2 separate regions of the Homo sapiens genome follow, and region 1 is linked to region 2. Evidence: read pairs that join two places in POLR2A ChIA-PET (ENCODE). Cell type or tissue: PC-9. All regions are shown on one strand. Links, peaks and the distances in the headings refer to the core of each region. The heading gives the core; the rest is flanking DNA. Region 1 has its middle 8.7 kb from the start of GPC1. Region 2 has its middle 64 kb from the start of GPC1.

Region 1 (8,573 bases), core at 417-8,416, 56 kb before region 2:
CTCCTGCAGTCCATACTGCCTGGCTGATCATTTGAAAACCAGCTTCAATCCGAAGCCTGCAAGGACTCTGAAGATCAGAATGCAGCTGCCCTCAGCCACAGTGCAGGAGCCCCTGAGCCTCCCCCTCCTCTCAAGGGGTCCAGGAAGCTGAACGTTCTTCCCCTCCCCATTCAGATTCCAGGGTCACCTCAAACCTTCCCCTAAGCTTAGGGAAGGCCTAAAGTTGCCTTCAGCTCCAGAGGTCTGGAGTTGAAGGGTTTCATTTCCCTGTAGATGAGGCTCCTAAGGTCTGAGGGGGTCGGACTGTGGCCCTGTCCCGCCTCCCACTGCCCTTCTGCAGGCTTGTCTGAAGAGCTTGCTTGGTCCCCAAAGCAAAGAGCCGTTTCCAGGGTGAGGCCAACTGGAGGCATCCTCTGAGCTGCTCTGCAGGTAAGGGTTTGCCTCTGGACCATGCTGGCCTGGAAGGGTGGCACTGTCCACGCCACACTCCCAACCTTCCCTGCTCCTGGGGAGGGTGTCCTGGGATGCTCAAGGCCCTTTGAGGGGAGTTGTCCAGTTGGTGACAGGAACATGGCCGGGGCACCCTCTTCAGCCAACCTTTTCTCTGGAAGACCAGAGAACAAGACAGCAGGCATCTGTCCTCCTGGGCAGGAGCCACCAGCCTGCATGTGGGGAGGTGGCTGTGGCTTCCATGGCCCTGGCTGGCAAGCCATGGGCTGGGGGTGGGGGGGGTTGGGGGCCTGCACACCTGGCTGCGGAGGACACAGGCCTGTACTGTGTCAGGGCCTAGAGCAGCCAGAGTGCTCACAGTGGCCTGCCCTGTGTGCCGCCGGCCTGCGCTGGGTGGGAGGGAATCCAGGGGCTCAGTGGAAGAGCCGTCTCCTAAGGGGGAGGCCTTGCCAGGGCCCACCGAGCAGGGTCTTGCAACCTTGGCAGGTGAGGCTGAGTCACAGGCGAGAGAGGCACCTGCATGGTGCAGCTGAGGGAGGACTGTAGCCTCCCTGGCCTGCTGGTCCTCTCTGGGAATCCTATTTTCCTGAGGAGGCGAAACTGCCGCATCCGAGTGTCTGTTTCTCTGTGCAATAGTAATGCCCCGCTAGGTGGCAGGGGACAGGTGTCCTGAGCGTTGGACGGCTGAAGGGCAAGGGAGCCCCTGAGGCCTGTGGGAGGGAAGGGGTGGTGCAAGGCCTCTTCTGGGGACAGGGACAGGCTGCCTGGTCCCTGGGGAGGGGGATGGGGGAAGGGTTGGTTTTATTTGCCCTGCAGCCACCGGCACAACCAGAGGTGAAGGCAGCTGCAGGGCCCTCCTGGACACAGTGGGAGTGTCCAGGGAGGGAAGGAGGAGGGGGGCTGGAACAAGACACAGCCGAGGACTTGGGAGGAGGAGAGGCTGAAGCCGTAGACAACGGCTGAGGACCAGGGAGGAGGAGAGGCCCTGACCACACCCTGCAACCATGGCCTGGCCCATGGGTCACACCTACAGCCAAGCTCAGCCACATCGGGTCAGCTCTGGCTGGCCCACCCGTGCTGGGGAGTGGGCAGGCACTAGTGGTGGCGAGGCCCCTCCCTAAAGGTGGCGTTGACCAGCCCACCTGGCCTTGGTCCCCTACCTTCAACGAAAGTCTGGCAAAGGCATCCTGAGAAGGTGACAGAGGGAAGCCCTGCCCTTCCAGAGGGCCTCAGGCCAAAGTGCTCCCCAGACCTGGGGCTGCGGCCCAGGGAGGGCGGCCAAGGGAGGCTTAGACACCTGGCCTCTGGGCCTCATTTTAGGGAGGCGAGGTGACTCTCAGGCAGGTGCAGGGCTTCCTGAGTAAGTGTCACATGAGCAGAGTGATTGCAGCCTGTGAGGGCAGGGTTGTCAGCCAGGTGAGGACAGTAGATTTGGGTCAGGGCCAGGCACAGCCACAGGACCTCTGCCCTATGGACATCCTGCTCCTTTTCTGGCCCCTGAGCCCCGTCACTCCCTCTGTCATTGCTGGTGCTGACCAGCTGAGCCACCCCCTTAGGTCACTCAGTCTTCTTCTCTCTTCATTTTCTCGGAGGAAAAATGGGCATGAAACAAGGATATTCCCTGAATAGCCACATAGTCTTAAAAAACAAAAACAGAGTTGGAGGACTCAGTTTCCCAGTTTCAAAACTTACTACAGTACAAAGCTACAGTAATCAAAACAGTTTGATATTGGCATGAAGGCGGACATGTGGACAAATGGAATAGAAGAGTTCAGACACAAACCCACACACCTGTGGTCAATTTTTTGGGACAAGGATGCCAAGATTATTCAATGAGACAAAGAGTAGTCTCTTCAACAAGTGGTACAGGGACAAATGAAGCTAGACCCTACCTCACACCATACACAACAGGGAACCCAAAATGGACCAAAACCCCCAGTGAGCAAAAACTCTTAGAAGAAAATATTGGGGAAATCTCATGACATTGGATTTGGCAAGAGATTCTTGGATATGAAACAAAAAACACAGGCAATAAAAGAAAAAAACAGAAGAATTGGACTTTATGAAAATTTGATAGTACCCTTTGTGTTTCAAAGGGTACTATCAAAACAGTGAAAAGACAAACCACAGAATGGTAGGATTTTTTTGCACATCATATATCTCATGAATGTCTAGTTTCCAGAAGAAAAAAAAAAAACTCTTCAACACAACAGCAAAAAGTCAGTTTTAAAAATAGCAAAGAATTTGAATAGACACCTTCCCAAAGATGATATGCAAATGACTAATAATCTCATGAAAAGATGCTCAGTATCACTAGTCATCAGGGACATGTAAATCAGAGCAACAGGATGTCACACACCACACTCGAGATAGCTAGCACCAAAAATCGGAAAATAAGTGTCGGCGACGATGTGGGAAAATGACAAACCTTGTATATTGCTGGTGGAAACATGAAATGGCTTAGCCACTGTAAAAACAGTTTGGTGGTTCCTCAGAAAGTAAAACAGAATTAACATACAGCTAGGGGTATGGACAAAATAATTGAAAACAAGTATTCAAACAAAAATTTTTGCATGGATGTTCACAGCAGCACCATTCACAGTAGTCAAAATATGGAAACATCCCAAATATCCACCCAATGAGCAGACAAAACTGACCTATCCATGCAAGGGAATGTTCTCCAGCCATAAAAAGGAATCAGGCACCGATTCCTGCTGCAGTGTGCAGGGGCCTTGGAAAGATCACGGTAAGTAAAAAAAGCTGGACATCAAAGGTCACAGGCTATGTGACTCCATTTCTGTGAAATAACCAGCATTTCACATTCCCCTGAACCCACAGCAGCAGACAGCAGGTGCGTGGTTGTGGGGGCTGGAGGCACGGAGAGATGGGGAGAGCCTGCTTAGTGGTTTCCTTGTGGGGAGATGAGATGTTTCGGAACTAGACAGAGGTGAGGCTGCACAGCACTGTGAGCAGATGAAGTGCTGCGGAATTGGACACTTTAAAGTGGTTAATTTTATGTTACATGAATTTTACCTCAGTAGAAACCAAAGCCAAGCAGAATTGCCATGAGGGATGAGGTGTGGAGCTGATTATCCACGTGGAGCCCGAGAGCAGGCCTGACATGGAGGGAGCCTCTCCCAGCGTCCGACGATCTCGTCCTTCCCAAGTGGGCATAGTTCAGGCTGCTGGAGGTGCAGAGAAAGAGGCAAGGCGCCGTCCCCCAGTGAGCGACCCTGTCTTAACCTCAGCATCATGAGGCTGGAGTGGCCAGGTGGCTGGGAGCTGCATTTCTCAATCCAGCCACCTGGCCACCTCCCACTGCCACCACACATCACATGTGCCTGCAACAGAACCATGGCAGCCCACCCATGAGGACCCACCCAGTGCAGGGAGGCGAGTGCAGTGAGTACCTGTACCCACTTCGCCTCTGAAGCAGGTGCTGCAGGTGTCCACCCAGGCTCCTCCTCGCTCCCTTCTCCACACTCAAGGTCGCCAGTGACCGCTGCCTGCTGGGTTTCCCTGGGTCCCCTGGCAGAGTAACCTGGAAGTGGCAGAAAGAAAATGACTTAGACGTATCCCTTAGCTGGTGGACAGGCACCAGTTCCTGCTACACAGCTGGAAACCCAGGCATGTGTGTGCTGTTACAAAACAAACTTTCAACACATTTAGTTAAGATCTGATATGGTTTGAAAGTTTCTTCTCTCTAAATCTCCTGTTGAAATGTGATCCCCAGTGGTGGAGGTGAGGCCCTGTGGGAGGTGTTTGGTCACAGGGGTGGGACCCTAGTGAATGGCTTGACGTCATCCCCTTGGCGATGAGTGAGCTGTCGCTGAGTTAGTTCACACGAGAAAGCTGGTTGTTTAAGAGAGCCTAGGGCCTCTCCCTTCTCTCTCTTCCTCCTGCTCTTGCCGTTGACGCACCTGCTCCCCCTTTGCCTTCCACCATGAGTGGAAGCTTCCTGAGCCCTCACCAGAAGCAGATGATGGTATTGTGCTTCCTCTACAGCCTGAGCTGATTAAACCTCTTTTCTTTATAAACGACCCAGCCTCAGGTGTTTCTTCATAGCAATGGAAGAGCCGACTCGCGCAAGATCTAATTGGCTATCCCTGGTGACTCACGAATCAGGCAGCATCGCATTTGGAGAGTTAGGAAGGGTGTTCCCATAAGCTGAGTGGAAGAGGTGGGCTTTACAGGCAGAAAAGGCTGAAGAAACAGAAATAAGAGGACAGCAAGTGATTGGGCATTGTGGGGTCACTTTCCTTGTCAGACTAACACGGAGGGACTTCCTGAGTCTCCTGACTCAGGTAGACTGATTGGCTGCGGTGAATCTCTTCATTTTGGGAAAAGGGGCCCTTTCTAAGTTCAGTTTGATGATGTGACATGAAGCATGAGTGACTCCATTCTGGTTTGGTCTGGGTGTTGGGTTTGGGGCAGGAGCTTCTCTGAACCAGTGGCCACGGTCGTTTTTATTTGACCATTGCTCTACGCTGTCTCCTGAGGTTTCTTGTGGCTGAGCCAGGTCACAGTGAGCTGCACCGATCACCCATCCTGCTACTTCCCTCCTCATCTCTTCCTCACGCCCCTGCTGCTGTTTCCTGGGACCATCCAGTAAACGAACCTTGTCTCAGCATCTGCTTCTTGGGGGAACGCAGTTGAAGACTGTCTCAGATGTGCACAGTCTCCCTGAGAGGTGGGTCTGTTTGCATCCAGCTTATAGAAAAGCACCTGGCTCAGGGAGGTTAAGTATTAACAATTCACACAAGTTCACAACAGCTTGTGATCGTCCCTGCCCTGTCACCTCCCTGTTTATCACTACGTTCTCCAGCGACATCCTCCCCTCCCATCATCTCATGCCTTGGAAAAGGTGGGCAGACCCTGAAGACAGAGCCCTTACCTGGAAGGGGAGGCGCCAGGTCTCCAGCAGGCAAGCCCTGGCTCCCTCCCACCCAGCAGGAACACTGGGCTGACTCTGGACAGGTGGAACTGCCACAGTTTACAGAGGTCTGAGTGAACTGGAAGCATCTTCAATCCTTGTGCATGAATTGGTTTCCAAGGTGTTGCCCGTGATATTTTAACCATTTTTGTTGTTGTTGTTTAGAGACAAGAACTTGCTCTGTTGCCCAGGCTGGAGTGCAGTGGCACGATCATAGCTCACTGCATCCTTGAATTCCAGTGCTCAAGCAATCCTCCTGCCTCAGCCTCCTGAATAGCTGGAATTACAGGTGCACACCACCGCATCTGGCTAATTTTTTTTTTTTTTTTTTTTTTTTTTTTTGTAGAGACAGGGTCTCGTTATTTGCCCAGGCTGCTCTTGAACTCCTAGCCTCCAGTAATTCTCCTGCCTTGGTCTCTCAAAGTGCTGGGATCACAGGTGTGAGTCACCACGCTGTGTGGTATACCGCAGATCAGTGTGCAAGCCTGACGGTAGGGCTTGATGAATTTGCATCTCTTAAAGTGCACCCAGATTGAGAAACAGAGCATGCCCTGCCCCAGGGACCCCTCACGTCCTCTCCACATTGTCCTGCACCCTGAAGTCCCCCTGCCCAAAGCTCCCCTGCCACAGGACAGGTGCCCTGCCTTCGACCCTGACCCATGGACTGGGCCGCCGGGCCTGGCACTCTCCCTGGCGCTGACCTCGGTCTCTCGATCCTGAGCACCACCTGCGTTGCTGCCCACTTCTCGTCCTCAGGTGGCCTTCCGTTGTGAGCGCCTGTGGTCTCCATGCCCAGGCCACCGTGGCTGGACAATCGTGTGGTTTCAAGAGCGCTGCTGTAGCTGTGTTTGTCTCTGCCACCAGGGGCACATGGGTGCGTGTTTTTGCGGGGTCAGAGGTGCTGGGCACCAGGCTAGGCAGAGTCCGCTAAGCCGCTTCACAGAGTGACTGCTGGCTGGGCTTCCCGCCTGGTGTCCTCACCAGCACCAGCTGCCCTAAGAAATCATCTCTTCATGGATGAGCTGGCTTCCTCTCCCTGGAAGGTAACTGCATCACCAGGGCAAGGGCAGCTGTTGGTTCTGCTGTATCCGAAGCACCAGAATGTGCCTGGTGGGGCAGTGCCCGCTGAGACTCGGGTCTTCACGGCTGGGTGGTGAGTGGTTGTTGTAGGAGTGACCAATGCTTGTTGAATGAATGAATGACCACGTGAGGTGGCATTGCCATTAACCCTCAAGCTAAGAAGGAGCAGGGGTGTTTGGAAAAGTGTGAATCTGGCGGAGCCGGGCACTGCACTTGTGTGGCCCCAAGGGCCTGGACATTTCCCCCATGCCCCTGGTCCAGACCAACAGGCCTGCCCTCCGAGATTCTGTCCCCAACGTGAAGACTCCTGTATTCACTGAGAGCCTCAGGACTGTGTTTAGAATGTTGCTCAACACAATCGTGGAGAAAGTGCAAGCTTTCTGTCTTCCTCTGCAGCGTCAGTCACCAGCCAGCCTCCTGCTTTCTGCCCCCACAGTGCCTCAGGAAGACCCAGCCCTCAGCCCCAGCCCTAGCCCCACCTCAGTCTCCCTCCATGCCTGCAGGTTTTCTGGAAGGAGATTTTCTTGCTACGTGACCATTTCTAAAGCTCATCCATTTCTAAAGCTCGTTCTGAAGCTGTCCAGAATTAGGCATTGCACTTTAATTGCCATTGTGGGAAAAGGCATTTCAAAATCACACACAGAGACCTCGCCTGCTGGCCAGCCCTCCTGCCCTCCTAGTGGTTGGAAATGCCAGAGCCACACACAGTCGTGGTGTTGGGCGGAAATTGACTCTGGCGCGTGGCACCCGGAGTGGCATTGGGTACAGGGTAGTGGGAGGGCTGGTAACCCGGGGATTTCCACTCAATGAGCTTGGGCTGAACGCGAGAGGCCCGAGGGCCGTACGCCTGGTGCATCCATCAGGAAGGTTAGTGGCAGAGACACCGGTGCCAGGGACTATCACTGGTCGGAGGCCATATGCCTGGTGCACCCATCAGGAGGGTTAGTGGCAGAGATGCCGGCACCAGGGACTGTCACTGGTCGGAATACTCCTGGCGCACTCATCAGGAGGGTTAGCAGCAGAGACGCAGGTGCCAGGGACTGTCGCTGGTTGGAGGCAGGGCTAGATCAGCTGAAGACCGTGTTGTCCCACAGGATCCAGTTTTTGGGACCAACAACCAGAACTGGAAGCTTTTGAAAAGCTTGAAAAATCTCTAGTAGTGGTTAAAATAGAACACATCACATTCTGAAATATATGAAAAAGAAAAAAGAGGGTTCCCATTCACACCCTCACCCAGAGTGATCAGGGTGAGCCACTGTGGGCGCATCTTTCTAGAACTTTCTCTGGTTCGTAAATGGCCCTGTTCAAGCATCTGATGCCCATTGTGTGCGGCATTGTTTTTCTAACTGAACCCTGAGCGAGCCTTGGTGGCCTCTCCACATCAGGGCCTAAAGCTCCGCCCACACCTCTGTTCCAACCCATTGTCACTATTCCAGAAAAGGGCTGCAGCCTCTGTTTTACCATGCCTCAGCTCAAGAGTGTTTTTATTTCAAACAAAGTGATATTAAAATGGCAGCGGTGGCTTCTATAGAACAGATGATGAGAAACACATCTGCTGAGTTACAGGGTGCACATTTCAGTATTTTAAAGAGGTGGCCTAATGTCCTTCAAAAAGACAAAGTCAGGCACAGTCCCTGGTGACTCATGCCCTTGTCAAAGCAGGGGTCATCACACCTCTCGATGTTGCTGACCTGAGGCTCGAGGGGTGAGATCCGGGAGTGTTTCCGTTTGTACTCCCTGCTCCCTGGGAAACTGAACATTTTTTCATGCATTTACCAGCCACTGTCAGGTTTTCTTATGGCCTGTCTATTCAAGTCCATTGCCATTTTTCACCTTTGTTGTTTTTTTTTGGTATTGATTTTTGAGGAGGTCTTTATGGATTAAAGATTAGGCTCTTTGCCTGGAATCTGTGTTGCAAATATTTCCTCCTTCCCCTGTTCACTTATGTGAAATGCCAGTAAATACTCATTCCAGCATACACTGGCCTGTTTCTAGACTCACCCTGGATCTTTTTTGCATATTGCTGGGCTAAGGCCACACTGTTTTGAATAATGTAGTTTTGTAGGATGTACATTTCTTCTTATTCAAAATTTCTTGCTATTCTTTCCAG
Region 2 (8,573 bases), core at 413-8,412:
CAACTGGCTATAAGATGTGTGCACAGGGACCAGCTTCTTGGTAACCAGGGAGACTCGCATCAGGACTGCAGTGGGTCTCCACCATGCTATCTCCTGGTTGGCAGGGGCTAAATGCTGACAGTACTGTGTTGATGAGGCTGGAGAGAAATGGGGCCTTTCATACTCTGAGTGGAAGTCACTGAAGTGACTTTGGGAACTGGCTGAACAACGCCTGGTCAACTTGAAGATGTAGATTCCCTGACTCAGCGGCTTTACCCTGGACGTGGGCACCCTGCGGAAATCGGGGCACGTGTGACGGCAGCACGATGTACACACACAGGAGGTCATGGCAGCCTTGCTCCTGGTAGCTGGAAGTCAGAAACAGCCCATGCGGTGTCAGGAGAATGGGGAAGTGCATCGCGTAGGGATGGAGGCGAAGAGGGGCTCGTCGATTCATCCGTAAACGGTGCCCACGCTGTCTGCGGGCCCCACTGCCTGGGCGTGCCATGCGACTGGGCCAAGCAACTTCTCGACACCCAGGCTGGGGAGGGCTTTGCAGCAGCTTGAATCCAAAGAGCGGTGGGGAAACCGAGTCATCATTCTGTAGCAGCTGAGAGCGTGAGTGTGCAGACTCAGGGCCCGGTGACACTGAGTTTCAGCCGAACAGCCTCATTCGGCAAGTGAGGTGAAGGGTAGCTTTGCTGGCTCTGTGTGACTGTTTGCATTTCATTTGCAAACACCTGGCTTTATGTTGCAGTATGCTTTAGTGTGATGAGCATGATTTCAGTCCACCCCGAGCATAGCACGAGTCCTATTCTCCTCTTAAAGACCCCCAGAGGAGCTGCTTCAGGGTTTGCTCTCTGGGGAGGAGCTGGGGTCACTGAGGAGGGGAAGCCCAAATCTAGAAAGTGGATGGCTCTTGGAGTGTCCCGGGGACTGCTGGGCCTTGGACAGGAGGGACGTGGCTGTGGTATTCTGAGGCCACTGAGCTGGCACGGGGCTGGACGCTCTGTCCTCGTCCTGACCGAGGTGGCTGCCACCAGACCCTCCTCGGGGCCAGCGTCCAGGAATCTGGGCACTTCCTCCCCTGAGACCCTGGCCCCACCCCGAGGCCCAGGGATCCTGGAAGAGTGTCCTGTGAGTGTCCGAGGGCAGACTTGCCAGATGGATTCCTGCACTGGGGCTGGGAGGCGTTCCGAGTGCGGCTCTCCCTCAAATGACAGCTTGTGATAGCGAGGCCGGCTGCATCATTCCCCAGGAATTCCCCTTGGAACGCATGCTGGCTCCAGGCTGCTCCAGGCCCCAGGCTGGCATCAGACGACCTCGGGCCAGGCCTCCTCCCCATCCTCCTTCTCTGGTCCCTTGAGGAGGGGAGGACACTTCTTCCTGAGGGCTGCAGCTCCCACACAGGCACCAGAAGCTCAGAAGCTCAACTTGGTGACATCACTGGGGCCTGGCCATCCCTGAACTCATCCCTGCTGAGTGGGAAAGGGCGAGGGCCTCACAGCCATGTCCGCCTCTAAGCTGGGAGCCTCGGGAACCCCCAGGCCTGAGTCACAATGAGACCAGAAAGGCCAGGCAGGGTCAGCATGCCCAGCTTGCCCTGGTACCCCAGTCCACCTGGGTCCAGGGGTTGGGAGGGGAGGCCAGGAAGGGTCAGCACGTCCAGCTAGCCCCAGTACCCAGGCTCACTGAGGTCCAGGGTTTGGGAGGGGAGGCCAAGCAGGGTCAACACGTCCAGCTAGCCCTAGTACTCGGGTACTTCTCGCCCTCCCTCCTAGGAGCCTCAGCCTGGGCTACTTCCCAGACCCTTGTTTTTGATTCCTCATCTTGGTTCCAGCACCCCAGGGGCCCAGCCAGAGTCTGAGAATGAGTACTGTCCATCGAAGGGGCTACCACCCGTGCGTGTAAGAAATGGTGCAGCCTCTGAGTGCTGTGTCCCGGATTGTCACAGAGGCCGCGCACTCCAGCATCTGTGTCCAGGCCACCTTGTGTGTGTTTAAGAAACAGTGCAGGCTCCGTCCGAGTGCTGTGTCCCGGATTATCACAGAGGCCGTGCACCCCAGCACCCATGTCCTGGTCCCCACAGCACCTGCGCAGATGCTGGGCTCGGGCTGGTGGGCTTTGGTCTAAGGAGCCTGGAAAGCCCACAGGTCCAGAGACCTGAGCAGAGTGGTGGGCGGTAAAGGGGCCGGGGAAGCAGGTACAGACCCCTGCCGGCCCCCGAGACTCGGTCCGCTGAGGCTGCTGGGCTGGGACCTGCATTGGCCTAGAAGATCCAAGCTGAGGCAAGAAGCGTGGCCTGTCCATGGGGAGTATTATGGACTGAATGTTTGTGTTGCCCCAAAATTCTTTAGACAGGGTCTCCCTCTGTCGTCTAGGCTGGAGTACAGTGGCATAATCATGGCTCACTGCAGCCTCAAACTCCTGGGCTCCAGCGATCCTCCCACCTCAGCCTCCCAAAGCTCTGGGATGACAGGTGTGAGCCACCACGCCCAGCTCCCGAATTCTTATGTTGAAATCGAACCCCAATATGACGGTTTTAGGAGGTGGGGCTTTGGGCGGTGATGCGGTCACAAAGGCGCTGCTGTCATGAATGGGTCCCGTGACCTTGTAAGAAGAGGCCAGAGGGCTCCTTCCCCTTCCTTCTGCCGCTTTAAGGACGGAATGAGAAGTCGGAAATCCACAACTCAGAGGACAGCCCTCCCCAGACCCCGACCAGGCTGGCACCTTGATCTCCGGCCTCCAGCCTCTGGGCTGTGAGAAATAAACTCCTGATGTTTACAAGCCACGCAGTTCATGGGGTTTCCTTACAGCAGCCCCAACAGGAGTGGCCCTGGGGGGACCTCCACAGCCCACCCACCACTTCCCACCCTCCATGGCCCTGCCCTCCGTGCCCTGTCCTTCCCCATGCCCCTCCCCCCACCACAGCCCTGCTCCCTCCTTGCCGTGCTCATCCTCCACACCCATGCCCCTAACCACAGGCCTGCCCTCCTCTATGCCCCTTCACCCCTACCACAGTCCTGCCGTCTCCACACCCTGCTCCCTCCATGGCCTGGCCCCCCTCCACATCTTGCCCTCCATGACCTCCCCTCCTCCACACCCCTGCCCCTCAACTACAGCCCTGTCCTCCTCCGTGCTCCTTTTCCTGTCTACAGCCCTGCCCCCTCCATGCCCTGCCCCTCTGCCACGCCCCTCCCCCCACCACAGCCTGCTCTCGTTGCCCCCTCTTCCCATCCCTCCCACATCCCTCTCCCACCTGCCCCTCTCAGGGACTTGAGATTTCCTCCGCAAGAAACCTCTGTGGGGCTTCACCAGGCCTCTGCCCTACCCAGGCCTCAGGGTGGGTGCGCCTGGGACTTCAAAGGCCCAAGGAGGGCCCCAAACTGGCTCCTGCCCAGGCCCAGAGCACAGATCCTCCTTGTTCCCAGCCCAGGCCCTCCCCCAGCCCAGGCACACAGCGGTCTGGAGGAAACCCTCTGGTGGCCAGCCCAGGGGACCCCCACGCCCCAGCACCCCCACCAGGACCACTTCTGGGCTCCTCTGGGGTCCTGCAAGCTTGGCCCTGCCCAGGACCCTCTCAGGCTGGTGCTGGGCCAGTGTTCAAGGGTGGGTGAAGGGCAGAGAAGGGCACCTCTCTTATTTCTGGGGCAGTCATGGCTGCAGCAAGTTCCAGAAGCTTCTGCAGAGACTACCTGGTGAAGTCTCAGAAGACCCAGAGAGGCAGCCACCAACTCAGCCTAGAAACTCAGCTCAGACTGGCAGAGAGGGCAGCCCTAGCTTGGGGGCCCAGGCCAGCGGGGAAGACTCGGCCAGCCCCAGGCACGGCGGGCATCATCAGGACAAAATGCCAGGCTCCACGCCACCATCCAAAGTCCCAGAAACAGTGGCCAGCTGTCCAGGGCCCGCCACACCCGAGCCCACCTCGCCCTCACTGCTCTCCTGACTCCTGTCCTTCAACTCATTGGCCTGCTGTGGCTTCATTGTATCCCCAACAGGATGGATCCCAGAGCCCCGGGGCACCCGCCACTCAAGGCCAGCAGTGCTATGCCTCTGCGTCAGCCTCTGTATCTGCCTCTGCCTCCTCCCTGCCCCTCGGCAGCCTGCAGGGCCCCTTCCAGGGGAAGGCTGGATCCCAAGCAAGGGAAGGGAGCGCCTGTCTCTGCTCACACCCTGACCGGCTTGACATCAGAATAAGATTCAGGGTCCCCACGTGTGGCCATCCTCTGTCTGGTTCCCTCAGCGGCAGCCACACCAATGTCCTAGCTGTCCTCGGACCCCAAGCTGACCGCTGCTGCCCTGGGCCTTTGCCTCTGCTGCTAGCCTGTCGGGAGCACCTCCCCTGGTACACAAGGCTTCCTTGCCTGCTTCTCGTCCCTGGAAAGGCCATGGCCTCCCAGAGGCCCTCCCTGGTGTGGAACCGCCTTCCTCTGGTCATGTCCCCCACAGCATTTGGCTGAGCTGCAGGAATTTACTGTCTGTCCCTTAAGAGCTGTTTCTGATGCCGGGTCCCAGAAGATGCTTGTCCCCAGCTCCAACCCTTCCAGGGCAAGCCCCTCACCCTCTGTCAGCCATGGCGGGGCTTGGGGGCTGCAGGGAATACCCAGGGTCCTGTGGATGGTCCACGTGGCCCTGAAGCCTTTGCGGAGGAAACGTGAATTGCATCAGGAATGAAATGAAACGTTGTCACCCACTTCATTTTTCTTTTTTTGAGACAGGCTCTCACTCTGTCGCCCAGGCTGGAGTGCAGTGGTGCGATCTCGGCAACCTCTGCCTCCCGGGTTCAATCTCTTCTCCTGCCTCAGCCTCCTGAGTAGCTGGGATTACAGGCACACACCACCACGCCCGGCTGATTTTTGTGTTTTTGGCAGAGAAGGGGTTTCACCGTGTTGGCCAGGCTGGTCTCAAACTTCTGACCACAAGTGACCTGCCCGCCTCGGCCTCTCAAAGTGCTGGGATTATAGGCATGAGCCACTGTGCCTGGCTCACCCACTTCATTTTTCAATTGGATGTGGCGAATCTCTCCCGAGCCCAGCGTTGGGGCCCACAGGGCCACTGACTCCAGGAGAACAAGGGTCTCTGCCTTGTGTAGGTGGGGGTCATGCTGTCATTCCCCAACCCGTGGGGCAAATCTCCAGGGACTCTCAATGGGGAGACAGCACCCCCCACAGCTTGCAAAGTGGCCCAGGCCTGGTGAGGGCCGTGGCTGTCCCAGGGTCCATGGACAAGTCAGGGCGAGAAACACAGCAGCCTCCAGGCACCCGAGGGTGCTTCTGGGGCCTCAGGAGGAGCTGGGCTTTCTGCATGTGGGTGGCCCAGGGGCCCGTTACAGGCCCATCCCGCTGAGGGCAGCATTCCGGGTAGAGGCCCAGCAGGTGCGGCCACAGACAGCTGAGCCTTCCCGGGATGCTTGTGGCGTGAAGTCAGCTGCCCAACCCTGGCCACTGGCCGCACCCCAGGCTATTTTTGGATCCTGCAGCTCAGAGCCTGCCTTGCTGCTCCCGCCCCTGGAGCTCCTGGAAGTCTGGTCAGGAGTGTGGACAATGCCCCTCTTGTCATACATCTGCCCCTTCCCCACAGCCCCCACCGCAGGGCCACCCTCCTCCCCCAGACACAGCTGGTCCTGGCTGGGCTGGGGTGGGCTGCCTGGCTGAGAGGAGGCTGGCCTTGGACCGGGACCCTGGCATCACGGCAAAGCTGGAGACTCAGGGAGTCCAGGAGGCGAGAGGCTGCCAGGGTTGTCCTGGGCCGTGTCTGTGTCAGCTCGTGTCCCTCCAGGATAAGTGATCTTGGGCAAGGCACACCTCTCTCTGGCAGAGAGGGCTCTGGAAGGTTTTCCCAGGGTCCTCCTCCCTCAAGTCCTCCCATGCCCTGAGGCTGGTCCCTGAGGTTGTTGGTCGGGGACTCCAGTCCTTGCTGCTCAGAAAAGCATGCCCAGTGTCCCTCGCCCTGCCCAGTGTACGTCCAAGGCTGCTGAAAGAATGGAGAAGGCTTCCTTTACTTCTGCCTTCATTCCTTGGACAGATATTAAAACCTGCTGTGTCCAGGCCCTGACTGGGCACAGTGTTGGTAAATCAGGTCTGGTTCCAACTTCAAACAGGCAGCCCTGACCTTGGTGCAGGCAGCCCTGACCTGCAGGCATGTGGTCCCCCGACCTTAGATAGGATGCCCCCGACCTTGGACTGGGTACCGGTGACCTTGGAGCAGGCAGCCCTGACCTGGAGGCATGCAGCTCTCTGCAGAACCAGATGTGGGTGGGGGGGCGGGTGGGGGGGCCATAGTCACTCAGGGCTTGGGGATGGCTGCTCTTTGTTGGGCTGAGTGTAGGGAGGTGGGTTCCCAGCTTCAGGACCAGGTGAATGGGGGATGCAAGCGTGGGTGGGGCAGGTGAAGCAGGAAGGGCAGGTGGGGACAGGTCAGATGACTCTTAGCATCACGGCGGTGGGACCCGCTGTGGTGTTCTGAGCAGACACGAGACAGAAGCTGCCTTCAGGAAGTTTGGTTGCACAGACAAGGGTCAGGAGACTTTAATTTGTGCAGATGAGGTGCCCTGAGGGCATTTAGCAGCTGCTGGAAAGGAGGTGTGGGAGGGCTTATTAGGGAGACATTTAACCCCCACACGGTCGATCAATCGTGAGCCACCTGTGCCTGGATCCTACCTGTCAGAGACGCCTGAGTGGCCCCACGTTCCAGCCTAGGTCCGGGAGACACCTGACACCAGGAGTTGGCCCCAAGACAATGCTGAGAGCAGCTCAGACTCTGCCCGTGGAGTGGCCTGACCCTGGGCACAAGGTGATGGGCCTTGCCAGGCACGGAGCCAGAGAGCAGCCAGGGTTGCCTGTGCCCAGCCTGTTGTGCAATGCAGTGGGGGACAGAGAATGCTCGCTGCAGGGGAAACAGGCCTGTCCTCTCGTGCCCCCAGGCTCTGCCCTGGGTGCCCCTGAGCTTACTCTGTCCCCAGGCTCTGCCCTGGGCACCCCTGAGCTCACCCCACCCCTCCAGGCTCTGCCTGTCTTGGCTGTTTGTCTTGGTATAACAAAATTACCATAGACCTGGTGGTGTAGAAACAAGAGAAATGTATCTCTCACAGTTTGGAAGTCGCGAAGTCCAAGATGAAGGTGCTGGAAGACTGTGTCTGGTGAGGGCCGCTTTCCATAGACAGTGCCTTCTCGCTGGGTGCTCCCTCTGTGGAAGGGGCGGCCTCTTTTCTAAGGGCACCAGTCCCATTCACGGGCCTCCACTCTCACAACCTAATCACCTCCTAAAGGCCTCACCTCTGAATATTACTGCACTGGGGGACAGGTCAACATGTGCATTTTGGGGGAACACACATATTTAGATCAAGCTTGTCCAACCCGAGGCCCGTGGGCCCCATGTGGCCCAGGGTGGTTTTGAATTCGACCCAACACAAATTCATAAACTTTCTTAAAACATTATGAGTTGTTTCGTGATTTTTTTTGTTTGCTTTAGCTCGTCAGCCATCGTTAGTGTTAGTGTATTTTATGTGTGGCCCAAGACAATTCTTCTTCTAATGTGGTCCAAGCCCAGGGAAGCCAAAAGGTTGGACAACTCCTGATTTCGACCATCACACCTCCGTAACAGCCAACCCCTGAGGTCCAGCCTAGGGGTGGCTCTGGGAGTTGGTGGCCGGAGGTCCACACAGTCTCAGTCCCACTCAGGCCCCCGAGCAGCTTGTAGGGGCTGTGCCCAGCTGGGCCCCTTCCAGCTGGGCCTCCAGGTGCGGCCACACCCATGTTTCTAGGGAGGCATGGGGACACAGCGGTGGCTCTCCACTCTAGCAAGGAGCCTCGTGCAGCACCCGTGCCCAGCAGGATCCTCTGGCTGCAGAAACAGCAAGGGACTCCCCTCCCTGCGTAAGAAGAGGCGTCCGCGGGACCCAGGCCGGATGCCCGTGGAGAGGGAGGAGCCAAGCCGGTGTGGGGCTCCGCAGTGGAAAGCAGTGGGAGCCTCCCATGGGTTCTCTGCTGGGCTGCATCACCCCAACCCTCTCAGGAGGGGAAGCCCTGAGCCCCCCTTGAGGGTTGATTGTGCCCCACAGCAGATGTCAGGGGCTGTGACCAAAAGGATGCCTGGGCCAGGTAGAGAAACCTGGGAGATGGCCCCGTCTGAGGCACAGCGCACGGTGTCTTCATCCTCCTGTGTGGACTCTCTGGGTTCATGGAGGAGCCCTGACTTAGGGCTGGGGTTAAATGTGCCCCCCAACCCCTCCCTTCACCCCTGCTCAGCTGAGTCCCCTCTTCTTGGCCTTGCATGGCAGCTGGGCCAGGGCTGAGGCTTTTGGGCCTTTTGGGTGATTGAACATCCAGCCAACATTAACGCTTCACTTCCAGTCCCGCAAAACACCCATCGCTTTCCCTCCTTGCAGCACAGGGAGAGCAGCATCCCCACTGCTGGGGAGTGTGCTTGTGTGTGCATTTATGTGTGCATGTGCATGTGCATTCGTGTGTGTGTGCATTTGCATGTGCTTGTGTGCCTTCATGTGTGTGCATTTGCGTGTGTGCATTTGCATGTGTGCGTGTGTGCATTCGCGTGTGCGTTCACATGTGTGTATTCGTGTGTGCATGTGCGTGTGC

Evidence for each region. ChIA-PET counts read pairs that join two places held together with the same protein. Peaks named below come from ENCODE experiments on the same cell type or tissue, not always from the same donor. Only the 100,000 strongest peaks of a DNase experiment are listed, where the experiment ranks them.
Region 1: POLR2A ChIA-PET joins it to region 2 with 13 read pairs; 11 of 35 experiments call an interaction of 5 or more read pairs at or near these places.

Annotation. Positions count from the first base shown.
Region 1 is chr2:240,422,693-240,431,265 of GRCh38, reverse strand. No RefSeq gene overlaps it. Among named protein-coding and RNA genes, the nearest start is that of GPC1, 8.7 kb to the left of the region's middle. RefSeq lists enhancers at 3,355-3,854, 3,855-4,356. In PC-9, for the core only: no CTCF peak of the experiment used is centred there; a DNase peak (open chromatin) is centred at 4,205; H3K4me3 peaks cover 482 bases; H3K27ac peaks cover 2,008 bases.
Region 2 is chr2:240,367,109-240,375,681 of GRCh38, reverse strand. No RefSeq gene overlaps it. Among named protein-coding and RNA genes, the nearest start is that of GPC1, 64 kb to the left of the region's middle. RefSeq lists enhancers at 1,100-1,654, 5,163-6,052, 2,105-7,120. In PC-9, for the core only: no CTCF peak of the experiment used is centred there; DNase peaks (open chromatin) are centred at 1,231, 5,401, 5,831 and 6,651; H3K4me3 peaks cover 621 bases; H3K27ac peaks cover 2,286 bases.